Regions from separate parts of the Homo sapiens genome. Here region 1 is linked to region 2. A link is an interaction called in ENCODE POLR2A ChIA-PET data of the cell type or tissue named here. Cell type or tissue: PC-9. All regions are shown on one strand. Each heading gives the region's core, and the rest is flanking DNA. Links, peaks and the distances in the headings are about the cores only.

Region 1 (12,613 bases), core at 2,010-10,009, 80 kb before region 2:
TTATCCTGAAATTGGATTTGAAGCCAAAGTGTGATATGAGGAGGTTTGTCTCTTTAGAATACTTTGGCAGATAGTATTGGCTGAAATCAGATATGGGGCAACTAATAAGGAATCTTCTGCAGTAATCCAGGGAAGAAATGGTGAGGATCTTAATGTAGTCACAATGAGGAACCTGGAGATATTTGGAAAATAAACTAGAGCAGTACTTCTCAAACTTCCCTGTACTTTAGGACCACCTAGAGAGACTTGAAAAACTCTGATGCCTGCACCTCACTCCATACAAGGTAACACAGAATCCTTGGAATTATTATTATTTTTTAACTCTCTAGGTAATTTCAATGCTCAGCCAAGTACTTGGTTAATCACTGGATGTGGGCGACAAAGATAGGTATTCCTAGTTTTCTGATCTGGGACAAAAGAGTGAAACAAAAGCATATATAGTGTGGATAAATAAGCAAATTTAGAGTGGAGAAATTTAAGTTTGGTTTTGGACAAATGGAAATTAAGTGCTAACGGGTAGTCGTATATGCAATTCTTGCACTTAGGAAAAAGATGCAGTTTAGAGGTATACACTTTCGAGATTTTCTGCATGTATTAATAGATATTATTTACAGTCATTGCGAATATGATGTCTAGTGAATGCATGTGAAATGAGACTAAAAGAGGACTGTGAGTGGACTCTGGGAGCATCAACATGTGAGAAATTGACAGAGGTAGAAAAAGAACACCAAAAAAAAAAAAAAAAAGAGGAAAAGTAAGTGGTATCTCCAAAGCTCAGTTAGAAGAGGGGTTCAAGAAACTGGAGGTGGTTAGTAGTCTTAAATGCTGAAGAGAGTTTAGTACAGATCTGGGCTGAAAAGTATATAATATATTTGGTGAGGTCACTGTTAACCTTGGGGAGATCAGTTCCTAAGCATATTGGGGACAGAAACTAAATAAAAATATATTATGGAGTGATCAAAAGGGGAGGAAAAAGCAAGTTACTGTAGCTCCTAGAGTGGTACAGTGGTTGTTTCCTGTTGTGTTGGAAAACATCTCTGATTTTTTATAGAAACTCTTGTATATTGTTTAAATGTTACTTTTCTATATTTGAAATAGTTGTGTAAATAAGACATTTGTCAGCCCCAAAATAAACCAAAAAATGATGAATTTTTAAATAATTTTAAAAGACAACTTGTAAGCATACTAGTCTCATTTATGACCATTAAGTAAGCAATGAACAAATAAAATTAGAAAAGCTTATTATTTCACCTTAAATGTCTTATAGTCAATGTATATATTTCAGGAATATTGCACCAATCTCACTTTCACTAAATTTGAACTAAGGCATAAAGGACATCTAAAATTTGAATGTTGTATGGTTAATTAACATTTAATAAACTTATTTTCTTTGTTTAAATGTCTTTGAAAATCAAATGTCTCATGCTGTTTTTCCTCATCAATGTAATCCCAGTAGTCTTAGGAATGATTTTGTTGAATTGTTTGACAAAACCTAACTTGGCTGCTTGTAATTTATAGTTGTTCACCCCCGTCACTTTGCAGTTTTTCCCTACTAAAAAATTTAGATTGTCTTGAAGCTGAATTGTTGACTGGATTTCCTATGTAGTTCACAGTATGGTTACAGAATACCAAAATAGCATTGTCAATGTGTTTTAAAAAGCATAGACCTGAAGTCAATGGGAATTTGACAAGACAGCCTGCATGTTATTGTAAGCCATTGCAAGTTTTATGTTGTTCTTCACCTTAATTTTTAATGTGTAAACTTTAATGAAATTCAGTTTTTAAAAGCTACTTAATAAAATAATTTTATTTATTCCCTAAGGAAATGGAATTGTCAAAACAAAAAAAGTTGACCATTAAATTTGATTCTTTTATTTAAAATTTCAAAGGATGACAATGGAAGCCATATAGCACTACTTTTTTTTTTTTTGCCAAATAAGCATCTGCACATTGTTTTTCACCTTTGAGATACCTTTTAGAGAGAAAGAAATATGCAAAATTTGATTAGTAAATTATCATACTTTGCATTTTATATGCTTCAAAATGTTAATGTCTCATAGAAATTAGATGTTTACAAAAAGTGTATACATTTTCTTAAGTTGTATTAATTAGTCAAAATGAAAGTCAAAACTATTAAATACTCCAATTTAAAAGTATTTTCTACGAAGCAGAATTCACTAAAAGAATGGCTTTTCAGGAGCATATCAAATTTTAATGACTTAAGCACTAAAAAGCATCTTGATAAGATGGGTCTCAACTCTAAGACAATCTATAAAACCCAATTTCATGTTTTCAGTAATATAAAGGGGACTGTAATCTGTGTTCCAACTTTGTAAATCAACTTGTCCTTTGATTTTTACTAATCATATTTTTCATAAATATTATCAACACTGATTAAATATCTGCCTTTTTGACCTCATAATCATACCATGTTCTAGTAAATTTGCTTTCCCTTTCTTTTCTTTCTTCGTTTTTTTTTTTTTTCAAAGACAAAATCTCATTCTGTCGCCCAGGCTGTAGTGCAGAGGTACAATCATGGCTCACTGAAGCCTCAAAACTCCTGGGCTCAAGCCATTCTCCTGCCTCAGCCTCCTGAGTAGCTGGGATTACAGGCATATGAGCCACCATGCTTGGCCCATTTTTAGAGACTATTTCACATTTTATCTCTTCCTCATAGTCACAAACCCATAACTAGTTCTCTTTACTCTCAGTAAGAGACCTTACACCCTAGTTCATAAAGAAAATGTAGACACCAAGAAGAATGATTTTACTTTTTCCACATCGAATTTAGAAACCTAAATGCATCCATACTTATTTGTTTCTCTCTCTACTCGTCTTCTATCCTGTTAGATACAAACAATGCCTCTGCCTCTCTTAAAGCCCACTTTCTCCACTTGTACTCTCGATTCATCATCCCCTCTTCCCTTCTCAAGAGCTTCTTTCTCTTTCCCAAATCATTTTCACTAGTGTAAAAACATACTCAAATATAGTCCATTAAGAAAACATCATTAGTCCTCCCGTGATCTTGTACAGGCTGCCTTCATTTGTCTTTTAGCTAGCCCAAGAAAACCTTTAGAGAGATTCATGTATTGCCTCTACTTCTTCATATTCTATTCACTCAATTCATTCTAGCCTGACTTTTGTCCTGTCACTTCCCTGAAACCCCTGTTTTAAAGGTTACGAATGGTTTTTGTCTCTTCAAATCCAGTGGACACGTTTCTACTCTTTGACACAGACTTTCAGAAGCATTCATCACGGTTGATTGTTCCTTACTTTTTGGAACACTTCCTTCTCTTGGCACGACATCACACTCTCTTGTGCCCCCAGGTCAGTCCTAGGGCCTTTCTTTTTCTCTATATTATTTTCTTCCTTTTGTGAAGTCATCTAGCCTGGTGACTTCAAATACCATTTTATTTTGAAGTCTCTAAAACTTGCACCTTTATCCTTGACCTCTTTAGTGAATTCTCCACTCATATATCCAGTGGCACAATTGATGTCTTCACTAATGCTATGCTTACTAGACATACTAAATATAAAATATTAAAATTGGACCTCTTCAATACTTTCTTCATTAGGCTTTATTCTATCTCAGTAAATTGTCTACATTCCACAGTTCAGTAGTTCAAGCCAAATATCTAGGATCATTCTTAATTTCTACTTTTCTCTATGTCTCTCTGAATCTAAGCATTCACCAACTAGAACCTCAGAACTATCCACTTCTCTGTATCTCCGTGGATATTATGAAAGCCACATTATTTCAACATAATCAGACTCCTTGCTTTCACCCTTAACCCACTTATCCTATTCCCTATAGTCACAAGCATCTTTTGAAAATGTACATCAGATTATTTTATCACCCTCCTTTAAACCTTTCTGCGGCCTCCCATTACACCAACAATAAAACCCAATCTCCCACAGGGTTCAGAGCTCCCAGAGATCTGGCTATTGCCTGCTTCTCTCATTTTCTTTCATACTATTCCTGTCCTCTCATGAATCTACAACCACAAAAGCCTTCTTTTTTCCCCTTGAACATACCATGCTCATTCCCACCTCAGTCTTTGCACCTGCAGTTACTTCTACATACCTGGCTGCTTTTACTCACTTCCACATTTTATTTAATGTGAGGTGCCATCTCATCTCTCAGTTTTCAACTCAGGGAGCTTTTTACTGACCATGTGTCTGACATGCATTTATGTATTCTGGTGATTCTCTGTCATGCTCTCCTCCTCTATTACTACCTTCCTAAAAATAATATTATAAATAGGTCTAACAATTGGAACTGGAAATGGTCCAATTAAAGTATCTTTTTTTAACTCATTATGACATTTTCCTCCCTAAAATGTAAGCTTCAGGAGGGCAGGGACTTTTTCTGTCTTGTTCATCACTTCTGAGTTAGAACAGCTGTTGGCATATAGTGGAGCTCAAGAAATATTGGTTAGAAGTTGAATACACGAAAATGCTAAGTCAATGTCTCAAGCTCCTTTTTGTGTGCCATTTAATTCCTCTTATATTAGATGCTCAATTTGCTTATTAATCAATTAGGTGACATTGAATCTCCCACCAGACTGTGTAACATAAACTGTAGGATGGGGGAAGACAAAGTTCAAATACTGTGTAGCATCTGGGTTTCACTATCTCTTCATTCAATAATGTTTTAAAATATGAGCCATAAAAATTGAGCACTAGAAATGGCATAAATTAAGTGAAATATTGATATAGAAAAATGTTGCTTTTATTTAAAAATATATTTCATTGGGTATTTATTTCTAATAACATTGCATGATGTTTCACGATATAAAATATCCATCATTCTGGTTTTTTTTCTTAGGAAAAAAAATCTGTTCCCTCCTGCTTGATTAAAAACGGAGTACAGCAAAATACTGAAGGGCTTCCTAATTATCAAATAAATATTAAATTATGTCCAGTGTCCTTTTACTGTTAATGTCTTTTAGCCTGACTCTTTTAAAAATTGCTTTCTCTTTTAATAAAAAGTAAAATTATTTTTTGGTCATCTTTATTTCTCAGAAATAGAATGCTACCACATATTTTCACAAACCATCCTCTGGCTTTAGATAAGGATATTTAGAATCCTTAGACCATTTCACATTTTTAAAATAAATATAAAGTCATTTTTCCTGAAATTTAATTGATTTAAAAAATTGCTTTGAAAATTTCTTCAAAACATGACAACTTTAGTTTTGCATGTAGTAATTGTCAAGACTGTTAAATCATAGAAACAAGAATGTAAAAATAGAATTTCCTTAAGCCAAAGTGTGGTATTTATTAGTTTAAATATGCAGATATGTTAGTGAGGCACCCAGCCTTAAAAGTGGCTGCAAAGGGGATCTCTCTCCATCCTGTGTGTTTGTCTACTTTCTCCTGTCTCTGTTTTATTTTTTCCCAGTGTAGTAAGCTTTGGGATTGGAAAGTGGTTAAATGAGGAATCAGTGATCAACAGCAGCTCTGAATAAACTTCATTCCAGTTTAGTGACCAAGGAGAAAAAAAAAAAAGTTTTAACTTTCCCAGTTCCACTGAGGGATTTTGATAGAAGCAGAGTACCTAATTCCTATGATCAGTGCAGGTGGGGATACTTTCTCATCTTTCTGGGCAAGAAGATAGAGTCTGCTTTCAATGGATAGGGAAAGGAGAACAGGGTAGTGCTTGGCTGCTCAGAGCATACAATGGAAACCACTGCTTACCATAATGTATCTCTCCCATCTGTGGTCACCCCTCCCCAGTCAGAGGCTGCCCCACCAGCATTCAGTGGCATGATTCTCGCAATGTCCTGAACAACTCTCTGTATGATATTTATTTCCCTTCATCAAGTCCAATTGTAGTGCCTCATGCTTCTCAGCAACCTACAGGGTGAACAATTAACCAACCTGGCACAGTCAATATAAATTTGAAGCAAAAATAGCTCTGTTAAAATTAAAATTGCCATGTAAAAGAGAGAAACAGTGTTAGTCCCTACTTGAGAGGATATATCTTATCCTACTGTCAAGGCTGCTAAACCTTGCTTCCCTGCTGTGGATTTCTGTGGTCAACCCATCTGCCTGGCTAGATTCAGCCCACGAGAAAGGTTTTTCTTGTCCTCTGTGGAACCCTGAGAGGGGAGCTGGAGAGGGAGGTGCACATGCTGTGACTGTGCTGATTGAGCAGCCACTTCATAGTTGCATGAGAATGTGAATTGGGGGATTATTTTGTTATGTTAGGAGGTGGGGGTTTTGTGGTTGTTGTTGTTATTGTTTTATTTTGTTTTTTTTTTTTTAAGAAAAAAATTTTCTAAAAATCTATGCATATTGCTTATCAGTTTCGCCACAGGGTAACTAGTATCTAATAGCTAATTTTTTCTTCTTCTTCAGTCTGTATCTCTGTATCTGTCTCTGCCCTTGAAGTTCTAGCAATAAGCCTCAGGGCTCTGCCCATTCCCCAGTTGATTTTTCCTTTCAAATAAGGTCCTTAATCTCTCTCTCTCTTTTTTTTTTTTTTTTTTTTTTTTTTTTTTTTTTTTTTGCAAGGAATGCCTACACCAAGAGGTATTAGGTCTAGTCCTGGAAGATCTGGTGCCCTCTTTGATAGTTCTCCCTGATCTTTTTTCTAACTGGAGAATAGGGCATAGCATCCCTGAGCTCTTAGATCACTTGGAAAGGGCGGAAAGCATCTCTAACTGAAGCTGTGTAATTACATGGTGCCCCTTTTATACTTGCAAATGAAGCTTGGAGTATGACTTCTCACTTTTTTAGCCCCTAGGGAAAAGGCCATGGAACAAGCATTCTTACATTTTTCTCCCCAATTCTGAAAAGCTGTAGTTTCACTAGACGAAAAAAATTGAATCCTAAACTCAATGAACAATAATTTGGCATGCTTAATTTTCCTTCTCTATCCATCATCTACTTTTACTTTCTTCTCTTTGTTCCTCTCTCTAAGGAATCTATTCAAAATTGCTGTTTCTTCTGGCTTCCATATTTCGGAACGTTGTTCAACCTTTTTGTGACTAATGGTCTGCGAATTTCTCAGTGGCTTTGATTCAGAGTCTCAGATCTTTTGCTTCCTTCTTTTTAATTGCTTCTCTAGTTGACTAGTCCTGTGTATTTTAATATCTGATTATTTTTTCATCACCAAGACAGATACCTTCATCAGCCCTAATCACTCTTCACTCTTACTCATATAATCGCCAGCAGTTTTCAATTGTTTATTTTTCACTTCTCTAACTTATGGTATCCATTTCTACTTAATCTTCTTAAAAGGGTTAGCTGATAATGCAACCCCTTGCTCCTAAACCTCTGGTGACCTCATTCATTTATTCTTTCAGTCTTTGATACGTGCCAAATACCATGCTAGTTACTGTAGATAGATGATGACTAATGCAGAGCAGCTCCAGCTTTCATGGTGTTTATAGTCTATCCAGAAAGAAAAAGAAAAAAAAAACTTTAAAGACATGCTTCTTTCCCTGGTTTTTAGAACTCTCTCCAATATGGTCACAACTTTCTATTCTCCTGATGAAAACGTTTATCTGACTTTTACAGCATATCTTTTTTTTTTTTTTTCTCAAAGTAAATAAAAAAGCTCTATGTAGTGAGAGCACAGTGGCTTTTAGAGGACTCTTACCACTAGACTCTGCAACTTTAAGCTTGGCACAAACTCTTTGTGTCTCAATCTCTTAGTCTTTATTTTTTTATTTTATGGAGATAGAATCTCGCTCTGTTGCCCAGGCCGGAGTGCAGTAATGCAATCATACCTCCCTGTAACCTTGAACACCTGGATTCAAGTGATCCTCCCATCTCAGCTTCCTGAGTGGCTGGGACTACAGGGGCAGGGCACCACACCCAGCTAATTTTTCTATTTTTTTGTGGAGGCAAGGTATTGCTCTGTTTCCCAGGTTGGTCATGAATTTCTGGGCTCAAGCGATCTTCCTGCTTTGGCCTCCCAAAGTGCTGGGATTACAGGCGTGAGCTACTGCACCCAGCCTCAATCTCATAGTCTTTAAATGATAATGGTAGGAAATAATTACTTACGTGTATCAAGTATGTGCTTTGGGCTAGCAAAACCTAGTCGTTAAAAGCACAGACTCTTGCTCAGTCACACTGCCTGGCTCTGGGTCCTGGCGCTGTTCCTTATCAGCTATATGACTGTCAGGTGTCATTGCCTTGGCGTCTTCATCTATAAAGTGGGGAGAATAACATTGGGAATGATTAAATAAGTTAATAAAGTAAAAACCATTGAAACAGTGCCAAGCACACTGTAAGAGCTATGTAAGTCTTAGCAATTTCTTTTATTACTTTTCTTTTCTTTTTTTCTTTTTTTCTTTTTTTTTTTTTGAGACAGAGTCTCGCTCTGTTGCCCAGGCTGGAGTGCAGTGGTGCAATCTTGGCTCACTGCAACTTCCACCTCCTGGTTCAAGCAATTCTCCTGTCTCTGCCTCCCGAGTAGCTGGAATTACAGGCACACGCCACCACACCTGGCTAATTTTTGTATTTTTAGTAGAGATGGGGTTTTACAATGTTGGCCAGGTTGGTCTCGAACTCCTGACCTCAAGTGATCCACCCGCCTCTGCCTCCCAAAGTATTGGGATTACAAGCGTGAGCCACCACGCCTGGCCAATTTCTGTTATTACTTTTCTTAATAAGTGGCACGATTATTCATATTTTACCAATCAGGAAACTAAATACTTTGCTCAGGGCCACAAGTAAGTGACAGAGTCAGGGTTCTAACCTGGACATCCTAGTTTCAGAGGAGGCATTGGTAATTACTACTCTATACAGTCTCCATTATGGGATTTCTGTAATAATGTAGTTAAATAATCAATACATAATAAAATTTAAAACTATAATGCACTATGAATATTTAAGATATTATTATGTGTACTATAGTGAGTTATGTTTGAAAGAGACACTATTTTTTTTCTTTTCCATCACTTAAAACCTTTTCACTGTACCAGTAATTACAAACAGCATTTTAATGGCATTGTATAATTAGACAATCCCTTCACGTACATGCATGTATTTACATTGCTACTTTCAGAGGATGGCAAAGCCAGTAAAATCCTCTCTATTTTGAAAAAGAGAATGCTGAGGATCAGAAAAGTTAAGTAACTTGCCCAAGTGTTCACAGATAGTAAATGAGAAAATCTCCTAATGTAATTCCAAAGCCCCAAATGTCATCCAGTGTTTTGCTATCTTACCCTGCTATTTTCTAATGATTTATTTTTTCACAGTTTGAAAACTAATTTTATAATATAGTTTACCATTATAAATTTATGTAAATATTAATATATCTTTGTGTACAACTGGATAACTACTTGAACTTATATTCTTTTGTTTTTCTTTTTAAAGATTGTGATTGCTAGCATTATGTGCAGTTACAATAAAAATGACTGGACGGAACTTGCCAAGAAGTCTGAGGTAATGGTTACTTTAGTATATATTTATTTTATTTCTTCTCTCCTATTTTTATTAGTTTTAAATAAAGAGCTGCCATGAGAAATAATACAGTAGAAGTAAAACTGAATTGAAAATGTAACTTAAAACATTTCTATTATAATTTGTTTACCCTGTGTTTTCATTAAAATGATGGAAATGTAAATTTAAAAGGAATTTATTCTATAAAAGCGGTCCCTTGGATTTCACACACTACCTAAAAATCCTTTATTCTCTGAATCCATACACTCTTTATTTGCATGTTAAGCAAACTGTATATTATGATGGATGCCATGATAAAATTTAATTCTACCTTTGAGAGTCTAACTTGATCTTACCTTGCCTTTAGGCAAACTAGTTTGACAGTAAGAGAAGAAATTTTGAATATAAAACTCTTGAATATTTAAAGTATAAAAGGTTCATTTAATACTATTCTAGTTTGAATACAGACATGCATAAAAGAGCGGGACAGAATGCTCCTGAATGGAACACTAGTCAGCAGGTTTTCCATAATATAAATTGAATCCTGCACAAATGCAAACAAGTAACCATGTGCCTTAAATTTGTATTTCAAATAGAAAAATACATACTTAAAATTATACACTTATGTCCATCATGCTGTCATGGAAAATAGTCTGGAGAGTCTTAGCTGGGGTTCCTTGAAAACCTCTCAGTAATGTAGAAGACTAAATCTAACTATACCAATGAACTAATTGACGCTACATTATAAAATATTGCAAAGCTGTCTGTAGTGTTCAAAAATGTTGATTATACATTTTATTTGGATATTTTAAAACTGAGAAGGGAAAAATTACTACTGGGACTTAGAGGGGTGAAATTAAACATGATCAGTAATTGGCCTCGTGATCTTCCATGCTGGGTTCATTTGATACATGTATTTACCTAATTGACCATGAAATCTTCCACAGAGCCCATGCTTGGCATGAGCTTTGCCAATTTTAAGCTGACTATGATGAATGGCTTTATCATGCCGCTTGCTTCTCTGCCTTTCTGTAAGAACAAAATACTTTTCAAAATTATTTTTTTCAATATTAGACATTAATTTTTAAATAGACAACATTACTTTTTATAAGTCAAAAGCCTTTAATTATAAGCAAACTAGCTAACCTAAAGATATTTTTCACATTTCATATTTTTCTTTAATTTCAGTTTTATTTAATATCACCTTCTAATTACTCTGTAGCAAAAACATAAATAAAAAGAAAGGAAGAAAGAAAAAAAAGAAAGAAGGGAGGAAAAGGTATGCCTTTTGTTCAATCAAAACAGTCTGCAAAATCTCTCCATAGGAGAGCAGTCTACATAACAAGAGGTTATGATAATGTCAATTAAAAAATAAAAATATTCACTATAATCTTAAGTCTGGACTAGCCCAGGAGATATCATATGAAGGAAGTATCCCGCAGGCCTTCACAGCTTCTAGGAGGGTAGCATTAAGCAGCATGATTTCATCACAGCTCATATGGTAGGCACCCAATAACGTTTTGTAGAATCAGTATTTGGTTTTGGTTTTATGAATATGCTTCAAAACCGGTTAAAACAGATTTCCTTACAATGGAAAAACCCACGTTAAAACAAACCAACAAAAACATATTCAAGTCAAAATTACTGTACTACCTAACATATACATTTCTTTTGGGGTGGTGATATAGGGATGTAAGAAATCAGAGACACCACACCAACACTCTAGCATGCCAACTGTTTCAAGTTTAGCTAATGCTGTGATGTGATGATGATGTATACTAAACCTTAAGTTTATAAAACTGTCTTTATGGCAGATTAATTCTTGAATTACACAATGGAGAGCTGAGGAAACCTGCTATCAGCTTTTTACTACTTCATCTGAAACAGAAATGACACATATGGAGCAGTAGAGCCTTAGAATGCACATGCATTTCATGTTCTATATTCTTCAACCTGGTTTGAATTTGTCATGTTTTTGAGCACCACAAAGAAGTTTCTACTGCTTGTGTCAAATTAGTAGCATTGTTAGAATCTAGTTAGTTTTCTTGATCCAGGTACCTGATCACAGGCTCTCTTGCTTTTCTGGAACCTTGGTAGTCTACTCCAATTCTATGCAAAAGAAGATTTATGAAACACCTACTATGTATAAAGTCCCTGGCTAGCCAAAACAAAGATGAGTAATAGGGAGCAATCAGATATATGCCAAACTGAGCCATTTCTGAAGGTTCACAATATTCACTTGTAAATGGATCTTTAATCCAGTGTAGTCGATCTTGAATCAATTTCTTTTGTAATTTGTAATCAGCCTTGAAAATAGAGCCCGAGTAAAAGTTAATGTGAAAAAGCTTTATTGAAGTATACAATCTCAGAGCAGAAAGACTGAGGAGAAAAGAAAAATGAGATGGGAAGAAGGGAAAACAAGTGCAATATGGTGCATTCCAGAGCTGGCCACAACTTCACAAGGAAATGGAGCCAATTGCTCAGTCATATGGGACAGGGAATAGCACATCATTTCACAAGATGATAGAATCACCCATTCTCTCATCACTTTCTAGGAAAGGAAGTGGAAGGAATGAGTCTACTGGCTCCTTCAGTCTCCTGTCTCTCACTGGCCCCATTTCACTCCGTAGGGCTCTCCTTTCCTCTGAACTTTTGAGTTGCATGTCCTGCCCCTTCAGGGCAGCTGCTAGGGAAGCTAGATTTGCTAGCATGGGGTGTGATGCTTCTTCTAAACCCAGAATTGTAGGGGAAGGCCAGAGCCTCCTGATGGGGCCTGGGCACTGGTGCTCCTGGAGCTCTCACTTTGACAGGCTCAGTGGAGGTTGTGACACAACCCACTCTCATCTGGAGGGAGTCTGTGAGAGCGGACAGTTACTATAGGAGATGTGAAGATAGCAAAAGGGACTGGGGCTCCCCTTTAACTAGTGGCAAAATTCCTGGGTGACAAGTAGGGCCATCAAATTTGAGGAAGCGTATAATTGGCTGTGGTCCAAAATGCATCATTACCAAGTTTAACTACAATAGCTCCACTAATCTTCTTGCTCTCAACCAATCCAAATTCTTTCCATCTTTCCTAATTTCAGAACCCTTAACTTGACCATTAAGTGCTACTTGGCCCCTGCCCTGCCTGCCTCTCCCCATTGTCACTGTGGGTCTGTTTTCTGCATTCCAGATCCCGCTGCCTTCTTTTCCTCCTCCAACACGTTCCCAACTC
Region 2 (12,613 bases), core at 1,885-9,884:
GAGATTAATCCTTATCATTGTATATAGCTCTAGTGTGTTTATTCCATTGTATGACTATATTACCATTTATTTTTCATTTTACTCTTGATGGACAATTTGGATTTTTTCCACTTTGGGGCTATTTCAAACAGTGCTACTATGGATATTTTGAACATGTATTCTGGAGTTTGCATCTTTAAAAGGACATATACGTAAGAGTGGAACCTAGATCATGTGAAACTGTTTCCCAAAGACTCTTGTACTGATTTACATTCTCCCCAGGGTGTATTGACTTTCCCCCAACCCCCCAATCTGGTAGATAGATAATGGCATCACATTGTGGTTTAAATGAGCATTGTCCTTATATGGAAAAAATGTGAAAGGTGTTCATAAGGCTGATCACATTTCATAAATTTTTTGGCCATTTGGATTTCATCTTGAATGAAATCCAATGAAGTATGCTATGTTGAACGAAGTATGTTAAAGTTTTGCCCATTTTTCTCATTAATTTTCAGGTGGTCCTTTATATATTCTGGATACTACTCCTTTATGAATTGTGCTTCAGAATCTTGTCCCACTTTGTGCCTTGTCTTTTCACAATGTTTTTAAATATATTAACATTTTAATTTTAATATCTTCAAATATATCAATAGTTTTCCTTTAAAGAAAATGGAACATTTCCATTACCCTCAAAAATTTTCTTATACTTATTTCCACTTAATTGCTCCTCCAGCCTAATTCTCAGTCTCAGCAACCACTGCTCTGCTTTCCATACTCATGGTTTTTCCTCTTACAGAATTTTAATAAATGTATGCATATAATGTCTACTTCTGTAACTTAGCATCATTTTGTTTTATTAATTCCAAGTTGTGGCATGATTCATTAGTTTCTTTTTGTTGTTGAATCATATTTCATTGCGTGGATATGCAGCAATTTTGTTTATTCAACTCACATATTGATGAATATTGGCATTATGTCAAATTTGGGCCTATTTTGAAAAAGTTTCTGTGAGTATTCATGTGCAAGTTTTAATGTAGAAATATGTTTCCATCTCACTTGTATATATAATTAAGAGTTGAATTTCTGGGTTAATTAGTAAGTCCATGTCTACCTTTTTAGGAAACTGCACAACTAATTTCCAAAGTGGTTGGACCACCTTTAGAATACTTAAGTCAGAAAAACAGATGCAAGAAGGACACATGCTAAAAAATAGTTAATAAAAACATCTCCATTTCAACACATAGTCTTTGCATTCACTAATATTATAATTGTGCCTGGAACAGTTGACTGCCTGTCCTGTTTTATTGACATAGAAGGATAATACATCACGTTTGCTCATTATGTTGCAGCTACTTCTAGTCTTACAGGAATAAGTGAAGTAGAAGCCTTCGATAGTTCTAGTTTACAATTGATGGCTGAATTTCACTTCAGGGAGCAATTTTGCTAAAGAAGATGAAGGTTTAGGACATGATAATGGGAAAGAAAATTAAGAAGGTGAAATTGGTACTCAGATTGATCTTCTGGGCCCCAGTTCTTTCCATCAGAAACATGGATGTAATGAAAATTCTAGCCACCTCTTGGCATGTCATATGAATTAAGACTTAAGAGTTGCTTAGTGAAAAACATTTTATAACTGGTAAAATTTTGCAGTGGATTTATTGAAATGCCAGATTCTAAGAAAGCCATTTTGAAATGAATTGTACAGAGTGAAAATTACTAGGTAAATGGGAGAGAAATGTTTCTTCAAGTCAAAATTTCACTTGTAATTTAGCTTATCAGGAAATTCTCAGTCTCATTCTGTAGTGCTTATTCCTTTGCAGAGGACATGAAACCAGTGAGATTTGATGCCCTAAGTAATTGGTAGAAATACCTGCTCTACAATGAAGAGGTCATCTTCAGGGTCTCAAAAGCAGCAGGATGGGTCATTTATAGAACTCCCTTAATGTGTAACTAAATACAGAGTAGTTACTAGAATTAAAAATTATTATCTTGTGTCCCAGATTAGAAATTAAGCTTTAAAAACAACCAGTTTTGCATAATGGACATTACTGCAGCAAGTAATCTGCATTCCTCAGCATTACCTTTTCTAGTTGTGTTGTCACCGTTGTTTGATTTTCATAGGAATCTATTCCCGATAAGATTAGTTGCAGGCAGACACTGGGCTGTACCTCATCAAAATTTTCAAATAGGCCAAATTTGCCTCTAGCTTGCTTTTATCAAAACTCTTCTCAGCACTTCACAAGTCTGCTCTGGTACCTTCACTTTATGTAGTATCCTCAAGACCACCATTTGCTCCCTAGATCTGTCACTCATTCTCTTAGGGGCTTCAAGTGTCTTTCTGCTTATAATGCCATGCACCTCTGTCACAGGAAATCATTTTGTTGCTTCAGAGCTTTCTTTGGTGATCACATTGAATAGCAAAAGGGTTAACAGGTATTGAAGAACATGCTCACACACACACACACACACACACACACACACACAAGACAAGCAACTACTGTGACAGAGATTGCAAATCATGTTCAGGGAGAAGCATTAATGCCTTTAGAAAGCACCAATAAAGCCTTTGTGATCTACGTAGACGTTTTTGTGTATTAGACATTTTTAAGATTTTGTTAAGCTATTCTGTTTTTCTTAATTATCCATCACTTTTTCACAGAATTACCAGTGATTTGTAAAGTAGTCTTCCTACATTTCATGCTTTTGGACATTGTCATAAAATATAGCTGGGTTTTTCTTAAATCTAGACATAGTTTATATTTTGATGGATATATAAGGAAATAATGTGAAAATATGCCAAGTTGCCAAGTTTTCACTCATTTCTCATTCATTGACACAACATATATTTTTTAGTGCCCAGAAATAGAGCAGTCAATAATTGTTTTTTGTTTTCCTTCTTCCTCTTCTTCTTCTCCTTGTATGTATTGGTAATGGTAAACTCTTGATTTGTCTGAGAGATAAGAGTACTTTTGTATATTTCAGATCCTGAAGATTTTGGGAAGAATTAGAAATTGTCTAAAACTTATTTATTTCAATAAGATTCTAAAAACTGGCTTGTTACAAAAGGCAAAGCCATCTCATGCTATCACTAGAAAATGAGAAGGTCAAGATGTAGAAACACTACTAATTGCTTTTAGATCTTGAACATTCATATCAAAATTTTGAAGAAACCAGGAAAATATAAATAGTTACAGTCTATTCGTGAATTCCCTGAAGTATATAGATTCATTTCATGATGTTATTGACCTCACCACATTTCTAGTTGTATTAGAATATTCTCTATTATACCTGTCAAACAAAACATTGCAATTTACAGAACAATCATTAATTTTTATGGTAATTTTGGTTAGAAGTTGTTTTTAAAATTCTCAGGTAGCCAAACTGTACTTACCCTTGGCTGTGATGATTAGTCAGCAGCTGGCTTGCCTAAGTATGAAGATGAGAAAAATATATGTGAACACCGTCAACTTTACTCATGGAGGGTCAAATTTACTCATGGAGGGTCAAATTATGGTATCTCAAAATAGAGACAGATGATTCAAGTAAACAGTGCTAACCAAAAAAAACCATGTGTTTCTAAGAATTTGAAAAACTTTGAACAAATTCCAGATCATTAAGCAATGGGTAAGAGGCAGTCATTTAAAGCAGTCACCTAGTGAAAATCAGGAAAAATGTCTGACAGATGTTCAGAGTAAATTATTATGGCATGGGGGTCAATAGTATTGAAAGCCACTTGGAAGCCTATATCAGATTATTAGTGTTTACTCTATTGGAACCAAATAATATTTCAAATTTGTTTCAGTAATTCTTATCAGGACACATTCCATGTATTATGCCATTCAAGTGATCTTTAAATTATTGTCAAAGTCTACCTTAAAGAGAGCTTCCACAAAGGACATGCAATTCATATCATCTAGAGTTACTGTCATTTCTAGGCTAAGTCCCATGGAAATTCATAACTTAGAAATGAAAGTCACAAAGATGCAACTGCCTTCATAATACCAATGCAGTGGTTATAAATATTTCATGAGCATTGCATGGGCAGGGGCAGATCTCCATTTTCATGAGTTAGAATTTGTACAGCTAAGTCTCCACATTTTACTATTCATAATGCACACTATGCCCTGTAGAGCATTCCATATAGCACTTTTTTAATATTTATGTTTAATGAAGAAATTACTGTTCTAAAAAGAGAATAAGCCAAGCCAAAGACTTCTTTTTAAAAGTATTAAGTTTTGCTTAATAGAGATGATAACAATCAACAGAAATTACCTCATTGCAGTATCTTAGCACAAAAATGCATAACTTTTTGAGTAATACAGGATGATGGATCAAGACACATTAAACCTAAGTGAGAAGGTTCTTTCTAAAGGTTATAACATTACAAATCTCATCTTAAAGGAATTCGAAAGGTTAAAATGCAAAGAGCAACTTTCTTACATACAAAAACATTAATTACAAATGATATGCTTGCCTGCTATTTCATAGTTTAAATATATGACTGTATTTCTCTGGGTTTTTCTTTTATTCAAAAACATTTTAACTTGCTAAGATAATATTACCAAGTTCGATAATGAATTGCTATTGCATACTTTAAGGTAATTTATCAAAGCACATTATCAGTACCTGTCAGAATAAATTTTGCACTAAAAGTAATGAAAAAAAGGACTATTGTATGTGTTGAAATCAAAGAACATTACTGTACTGTAGCTAAGTTATTCAATGGAGAGGATAGGTGTTTGCCCTCTAAATGATACTTGCCCCATGAGAAAATAAGAGCCTGGAAAATCACAGAAAATAGGCACATGGAAATGTCTATTTCTTGCTTTTTAAAATGAGCATTTGATATTTTATTTCATTTTTGTCATTTTGATCAATTCTGTCAAGTTTGTGAGTGCTGAAAATGCTGCACAGATCTTGGTAACATTTACAAAAGTAAATTAAAGTTACTGATCAGCTCATGTATAATACAAGGCTGAATTATTCCATATTTGCATATACTATATATCACATGTAGATTGATGATGAAGTCATAGATTTTATTTTGAATACACATCAAGACTAAGTCTAATAATGAAAACAAGCTTTAGATTTAATATCATTCACTTGAGTCAGCAGTTTTAAATATTTTTTATTTTGCTTAAACCAATGAGATCACTAGAAATTTTGTAATGTTTCTTGTACTTAACATCAAAAGTTTGTGTTTCATTCCTGATAATATTTAACTGAAAGTGGGAAACACTGTCTTCCATTTTGTTCTTTGAAATTTTATTTTCTAAAGGCTCTGTTGAGGAATTTAACCTTTATGTGATGAATTTGCAGTTCACTTGAAGTGTGTTAACCTTAGTTCCCTAATGAGTCTAGGTGTAATACTGAGGAGGAATTTGAGAAATATATCATGTAGCTCATTGTCAAGTTGGATTTGTCTTGCACGTCTCCAGCTTTGCTGTTGTTCCAGTACACATTTTGATCACAATTCTTTAATTTTGTTCTATATTTAACCGACCTATTTGAACAGGATCCAGAGCTGGTGCGGAACATCTGCCGCTGGGTTAGGCAAGCTGTTCAGATTCCTTTTTTTGCCAAGCTGACCCCAAATGTCACTGATATTGTGAGCATCGCAAGAGCTGCAAAGGAAGGTAAGAACTTGACTTGAATCAGTTGCCCGCTATTGTAAATATTGGCCCACATTATGTAGCCATACTCAAGTATGTCTTTTCCTACAAACATGTGCATATTTTTTGTCTCAATTTTAAAAGTTTCCAGTTGAGCACTTGATCCCACAAACACAGGAGATTTACACCTGGACTCATGCTAGCAAATTGACCATGAATTTTGATCTGGAAACACAAGATCCTTTATAGTTTTTCCTAATAAACACTTATTTCACACATTATAAGAACAAAAAACACAGTCACAGCAAACCCGTCCAAAATAAATGACCTCATAATGTAACAATTCAATATATTAAACTTTAATGAGTAAAAAAGAAAAAAAGAAAATTCAATTTGCACAATGTGAAATTTCTTATGAGTTCTCTTCATATTTTGTAGGGCCTAGCTGACTTCCTTAAACACATGCTCAATAAATATCTGTTGAATACAAAAATCATGCGTGCTTGTGTTCCATCCCAGGGAAATTGCACCCTGACTTGCAAAGACATTGTAAATTACCTGGAAAATAACACCAAATACAAAACATTTGGTAACAACAAGTCTGTATAATATTTGAGAAAGTAAAGTTGTGGTAATTAAAACTTCTTTAATGTTTAAAATTTTAAACATAAATGTAGGAGTTAAATTAGTGAAGAACTTTGAGGAGAAGACATGTTCTCAAGATAAAATAGAATGCATTTTTCTGGGATGTGAGGGTTTGAATGGGTTTTAACTATCGTGTCTTATAAGAGCTGCATGAAAATGTTGATGTGTCTTGCATAGGTGGTGCCAATGGCGTTACAGCCACCAACACTGTCTCAGGTCTGATGGGATTAAAATCTGATGGCACACCTTGGCCAGCAGTGGGGATTGCAAAGCGAACTACATATGGAGGAGTGTCTGGTAGGTGTTGCCCACTTCTTGCATTGTGCTTTCTTGGAGGTTGCTGAAAAATCAGAAGGTCATGTTGCAAGAGTTTTGTGCCCTTTATGATCCCAAATTCTTATAACTCATAGCTGATCAATATTCCTAATAGTTATGACAGAACGGATTGAATATGAAAGCTCAAGTGACAGCACAGGATGAGAGAATATCAAGATAAGGTCTTGCACAAATTCTATTCTCTTGTGGTCCATGCTTTCCTAAGAATTTCTCATCGTCTCTCAGTTCTTTTGCCACTTACTAGTAAGGGTTAATATGAGGGCCCTCTGAGAGAAAAATATAAGTACCCTCATTATAATATCTTTTTCATGGTCTGGACTAGTTTTCATTCTTCCTAGAATTTAGACATCTACCTTCTTCAAAAACCTTGTCCCAACTGTCCCAAACAAGCCATTAAAACACTGAATTAAGCATCAGCTGACAAGACATTTGCAGACCTCACACCTTTGCACGCTCTTTCTCATCAGCATACGCTTGAATTTGAAAAAGAAAGAGAGGTTTTAATCTCAAGGTCCTGTTCAGTATCTTTACCCTGTGCACTCTGTGACTGTGACAACATGAACTTGGTCTTGCAAAGACAATGCTGTAAGGTTCTTGACTGTACTGGTTTGGGATTAGTCTCCTTGGTGATAGAGAAAGTGGTAAATATACATAACATAACAGTGCCCCACTGTTCAAGAAAAGCATTGCTGAATCAGACCAAAATGTGCTTTTGGAAGAGGCTGGACAGACACAAATAAAGCTCTATCCATGCTGAGGTATTCAGTTTTGAGAGTATGAAGTATGCCTGTGAGCCATGAAGAACAAAAACGGTTATATTCTGCTTTTAATTGAATGCCATTCCCACAATGTCAGAAAGAAGAAGGCTGACGAGGAGCACCTGCTCAGGCTCCAGACACAGCTCGCTTTTATCAGGAGCTATCAAACAGGGCCTTAAATATTATTGTAATGCAGAATAACGTGGACCGCGTTAGCATGTGCCACAGAAAGAGAGTCAAGAGACTCCAGAGTTGGGCTGTAACATGCACTATGTTTTCTGTCAGCCCATTTCAATTTTTCCAGCCTGCCATGTTGACAGCAAGAGAATAAAGGAGGTCACAGAGGGTGCTGAACATTAAAAATTAATAAAAGAACTATTGCAGTAGTATTTTATATAAGTAACACCATTCATGTTTTCTCATTTAAGCTGCAATGTCTGAATATTCTCCCATACTATAACTCAGTCTAATAAAACTACAAAATTACAGCATTAGAAAAAGTCTTTTGTGTTGCAGTCTTTAAGCATACACACACTGGAAATTATAGCAGTACCTGAAAACAAGCTCAGTCATACCTCAGGGCCTGTTAGCATTTCCATAAAACTCTATTTCTAAGATTTATAAATTCATATATAAATATTCACTTGGGCTATAAGCTTAGGTAAGCCTGGGTAGAACTTTCATTTTAAACAACAAAAAATCCCTAACATTTTAAAGGACTTGTACCTCATTTCTAATAGGTTCTATATTAAGTTTCTTCACATTAAACAATCTGTTTTGAAAATAGCCTTTCTCCACATTGACAGAATTAATATAGTTTTCCTCCTTTAAAGTAATGCTTGCTTAAGTTTAAAAGTAATAGAATCTGAAAAGCAGTTTAAATAGGCAATGATAATATATTTTAGGACAGAGCAAGTTCTATAACAGAGTACCTTCAGTATGAGTTATAGCAAAACTTAGCCTAGCAAAATTGTGTTAAATAATAATGGTTTCAAATTTTACGAGAGTTGTATCAAATATGGTTGTCAGGACTTCAAATGCTGCCTTAATACTGAAAGTTACACAAAATAAGCTAGATATTTTTATAAGATTTTTAAAAAATTTACCATAGCACAGTGCTAATATCTGCTCAAGTGTTGTCTCAGAGCATGGCAATGTCTGCTTTCAGAGATGCTGCATGAATCACAGATTTTTAAAAAGTGAAAACTAAATAGAGTTTAATTTTGGATAGCCACCTGAACACAATACATACTTTTCATTGCCAGTGAAGGATATTTTCCCCTTTCAATATATTCTTTAGCTGTTTATTCAATTGTTATTATTTTTCTCAGAATAAGATTTCTGCTCTTTGAAATGAAGATTATGTTTTGTTTAAATACGGAAATAGTGAGGCACCTGGAGTAGTATACCTGCTGTAGAAAACTGGGCACATTTCAGGAATGTTCTTCTAGAGAAAATGCATTAGCTAATAAGGGACAGTGACTTGCATTGGGAAAACGGGATCTCAGCTAAGGAATGTCAGTGGAATTATTTCCGATATAAGTAGCCTGGATTTGAGAGCAATGTCTTTCAAAGGTTGGTTCCCAACTCATGAGTATACTATGCAATCAAGTTTAGTGAACTGTAATCAACATTTTAAATAATGAAATAGAATAAGAAATGTCAGAATGCTTTGCATATAGTTGGGATAAGCATTGTTTGGCCAAACTTCTTTTTCAGTTATACACATAATATACACTTATATATGCCATAATGTAAAACGCACTTTTTACTTAGTTAACTTCAAAATATTTTGAGAGTTACTGTTTCAGAGGGAGGTCTCTTTTGTTAAATAAAAGAAGTCAATAAGACTATAGAAAGATAACTTCTACCTGCTGTAGCTTAAAAGTTACATCAAGAGAGCAAATTAGGACCTCACTCCAAGGTCTTATCCTCAGCTTTGCTATTTTAGAAGCACTTTTTCTAATTCATCTACAGATGATTAAACTCTGGGGGGCGGTGCTTAAATATATGAAACAAACTCATAATAAAGTGATTTATAAACTTGAATTTCAATTATGGGAGAAATACATCATAGTATTGCTCCATTAAAAAGTTGAATTATATACCAGATGATTTCATAGTGAGAACAGTATAAAAGGAAATCTTGTTTGGTATCCAAAAGGAATATTTTTTATCAAACAAGGATGGCTGATTCAGCTCTCCACCATATAAGTACTCTGTCTAAACCATTGATTCTAAATAATTCTGTACCTTTCTTTGGACAGTATAGATGTAACACTAAGTTGTTACGACCTTTCCTTTTTCTAGAATCCATGCAGAAAACTTCTGTTGCATCAAACAGCAGTTAATTCATGTATCATCACACAGCTGAATAGTTTATTGGGTTTGGAGAGAGGAAAGGAAGAAGAAATTCTTTGACTTATTTGATTGGAAAAAAACCCTAATCTCAGTAACAATTATAAACTCCATCCTTGACTGCGTGACCCATTATTTTTCCCAGTTTAATTTCTTTTTTTCTTGTTTTAGTTTGAAATTTTGACCTTTTTTTCTGACTTCATTCCCAAATAATGAGGGCATCTTAAGATAGCCCCCAAATCAGTGATTACTATCACCTATATAAATGGTGTTATCCAGCTGTGGTGTGACATTTTCACATGAAATCCTCCCTGTGGGTAAGATTCTTTCAGAGCTGGTTAAGAATCAGTCCTGCATGGCATAAGCTAAAGATGTCTTTCTTGCAGCTGACTTCATGAGGATAACCTTTATTCATTTACAGGTGCTTCGGGAGAAACAGTATTCAAGCATTTTTCAATGGGGTGAATTCATTTGAAGTTTTCGTTGTTGTTCCTTGTGTTTTTAACTTTTTTTTATTAATGGGGAATGAATTTCATTGTCCTGTATATATTTTGTGTGTTGCACTTACAAACACATGCACATTCACATATATAGGAAAGAGTGCAGAAGGCACTTAAATTGAAATAATGATAGACACTTTAGGCTCAATATAATTTACTTCCCACAAGCTTGAAAAACTTATTATTTTAAATTATTTTATTTGCCAAATTTGTTCTATTTTCACCAAAGGAAAGGAAATTCTTGTTCTTAACTTCAAATTTTGAATGCTTGTTTGAAGTTATTCATTATGTATGAACTTATACAATTACAACAATAGAACACATTTTTTTCAGTATTAAGACATAAACTTTATTATTGATTTCTGAATAATTCATAAAAGATGGCTTTTAAGATTTTCTGTTTCAGCTCAAAGTTACTCCTCTCATAGAGGTTATTACAGAATCCAGTAAATGACTGTGTATTTCTAAATAAGTTATAATGGAATATTCCATGAATGTTCTTAGAGTCTACAAGTGAATAATGAATGATTTGAAATCTAGCTGTGTGAGATATTGGACACTGGCTTGTATGGTTACTAGCTTCCTAAAGGTGTTTTCATTGTAAATCCAACATAGGAAATACTAATAAAAGAAGGTACAAGTTAGAAATTTAGCTAGTAATTTGTAGATCTGCGTCAGTGTAGGGCCAGAAGTGAGTACAAAGTGTATAATTTAGAAAACTTGCACAAATGTGAATCAATATAGTAGCTTAGAAAGGGATTTTAGGCATCGACTTCACATCGCATAGTTTATGTGTTTTTAAGATAGTTACTTAGGCGTGAATTGTTAGAATGCAATAATAACTTGGCAGCATACACTGTGCTACTGGGCATTACGTAAACACAAATCCAGTGTAACCCACTCTAATCATACACTTATTTTGTTGTATTTATTAGTGAATATTTGTGTAAAATCAGGGAGATGGCAAAACAAAACAGATTACAAACTCAGAAGTTTTAGTTACATTTTTCTTTAAATAACTATTTTCACGCATGCCAGCAACTGAAGATTTTGGCAGGATTGCTTTAAGTTCTTACACCACACATTACAATTCCATCATAAAAAACAGTGTTAGTATTTTTTTAATTGGGAAGTTGTTTTTAATGTGCTGGATTTTTTTATGTGTCAATCACATGATTATCGATGCATAAATTGCTTTTAGAAAAACATGCCTATTATCTGTCATCAAATTTAAGCTATCTATTGTAATCATCTTGATCGATAAGAGCTTAGGCTTTAACATTGAAGATCTAAAATAACCTGATAGATAAAGATAGAATTTAAATGGATAAAAATGTAGTAATTCATGCAAAAAGAATAATTAAAAGGAGAGCCTTCCATTTTATACTCACTTTTTTCCTTTTTTTGTATGGACAAAAGTAATGCAAAAAATCTGGCCTGTTATTCACCTATGTAAAAACATTCTTAGCTTATTACAAGTTTAACTGATCAAACTATTAAAGAACTTGTTATACAAATATGTATGTACTATATTTGCAGAACAGTCAAAAGTAGGCATTTCAAATACAGATGCTAGATTACAATTTTATTATAAATTATCACTTTGGTTGAGAGAGGCTTACCATTAGAAATATTCTCATTTAAATAATGCTCATTTGAATATATTCATGTACAGATTGACAAAGAATCCCCTCTTTCATTATGTTGCCTTTCTCAGAGCCTCAGTATCTCACTGTTTAGCCATCGTTGGTCTGTGCAGGAGACCAGGGCCCTAATAATAGATTTTTGACAGTGAGCTCGCCTGCTACCTGCCCTACACAAATCTTCACTGTTCATGTTTGCTTCATGGCAACAAAGCAGACAGAAGGAAAATGCCAAGTGCTGAGTCTGAGGTACAGCCTTGCCTTGGCTTGACATTTCAGCAGAATAGCAGTTTATGAGATGCATAATTTTTCATCTGGGACTCAGCTGCCATATTCATAGATGCTTACAGCTCATGGACAGACTGGAGCAAGGGCAAAGGTTTAAAGCATAGATCAAGGTCTACATCCTTTCCTTAGGTATTTTAAGATAACTATTGTCCTGCAGATAAATGGTAGAACCAAATAGTATTTAAGAGCCAACAAATTCATGGGTACCTGGATATTATATATATTTTCCTTTGGTTAAAAATTAGGAAAATAAATTAATGTCTGTTCCAGTTCCTAAGAAAATATTTGATAGACTTTGTAAACCAAAGAACTCTGACAAGCATATTAAGAAAACTTACCTTTGCAGCAGTGGTAATGAATTATTAAATTTCTTTCCTCTGTGTGTGTTTTTTCATAAAGAATGATTTCAAGCTTGAAATTAATCAAAAAATGTTCTATTATGAAAGTAAAACTAGAGAGTATTGTGTCACTGTTTGAGCTTGAATTTAAAT

The links. Peaks named below come from ENCODE experiments on the same cell type or tissue, not always from the same donor. Only the 100,000 strongest peaks of a DNase experiment are listed, where the experiment ranks them.
Region 1: POLR2A ChIA-PET joins it to region 2 with 31 read pairs; 2 of 35 experiments call an interaction of 5 or more read pairs at or near these places.

The regions. Positions count from the first base shown.
Region 1 is chr1:97,379,182-97,391,794 of GRCh38, reverse strand. DPYD (dihydropyrimidine dehydrogenase) reads left to right here. Exons shown (of 23, transcript NM_000110.4): 15 at 9,334-9,402. It overlaps LOC105378867 (a long non-coding RNA gene), which reads right to left. Exons shown (of 4, transcript XR_007066237.1): 3 at 8,017-8,161; 4 at 5,786-5,859. It overlaps LOC124904226 (a long non-coding RNA gene), which reads right to left and starts at 5,784. Exons shown (of 2, transcript XR_007066239.1): 1 at 5,701-5,784; 2 at 1,850-1,972. In PC-9, for the core only: no CTCF peak of the experiment used is centred there; no DNase peak of the experiment used is centred there.
Region 2 is chr1:97,299,182-97,311,794 of GRCh38, reverse strand. It overlaps DPYD (dihydropyrimidine dehydrogenase), which reads left to right. Exons shown (of 23, transcript NM_000110.4): 17 at 5,498-5,618; 18 at 6,417-6,536. It overlaps DPYD-AS1 (DPYD antisense RNA 1), which reads right to left. Exons shown (of 5, transcript NR_046590.1): 3 at 5,486-5,606; 4 at 3,371-3,405. Among named protein-coding and RNA genes, the nearest start is that of DPYD-AS1, 210 kb to the right of the region's middle. In PC-9, for the core only: no CTCF peak of the experiment used is centred there; no DNase peak of the experiment used is centred there.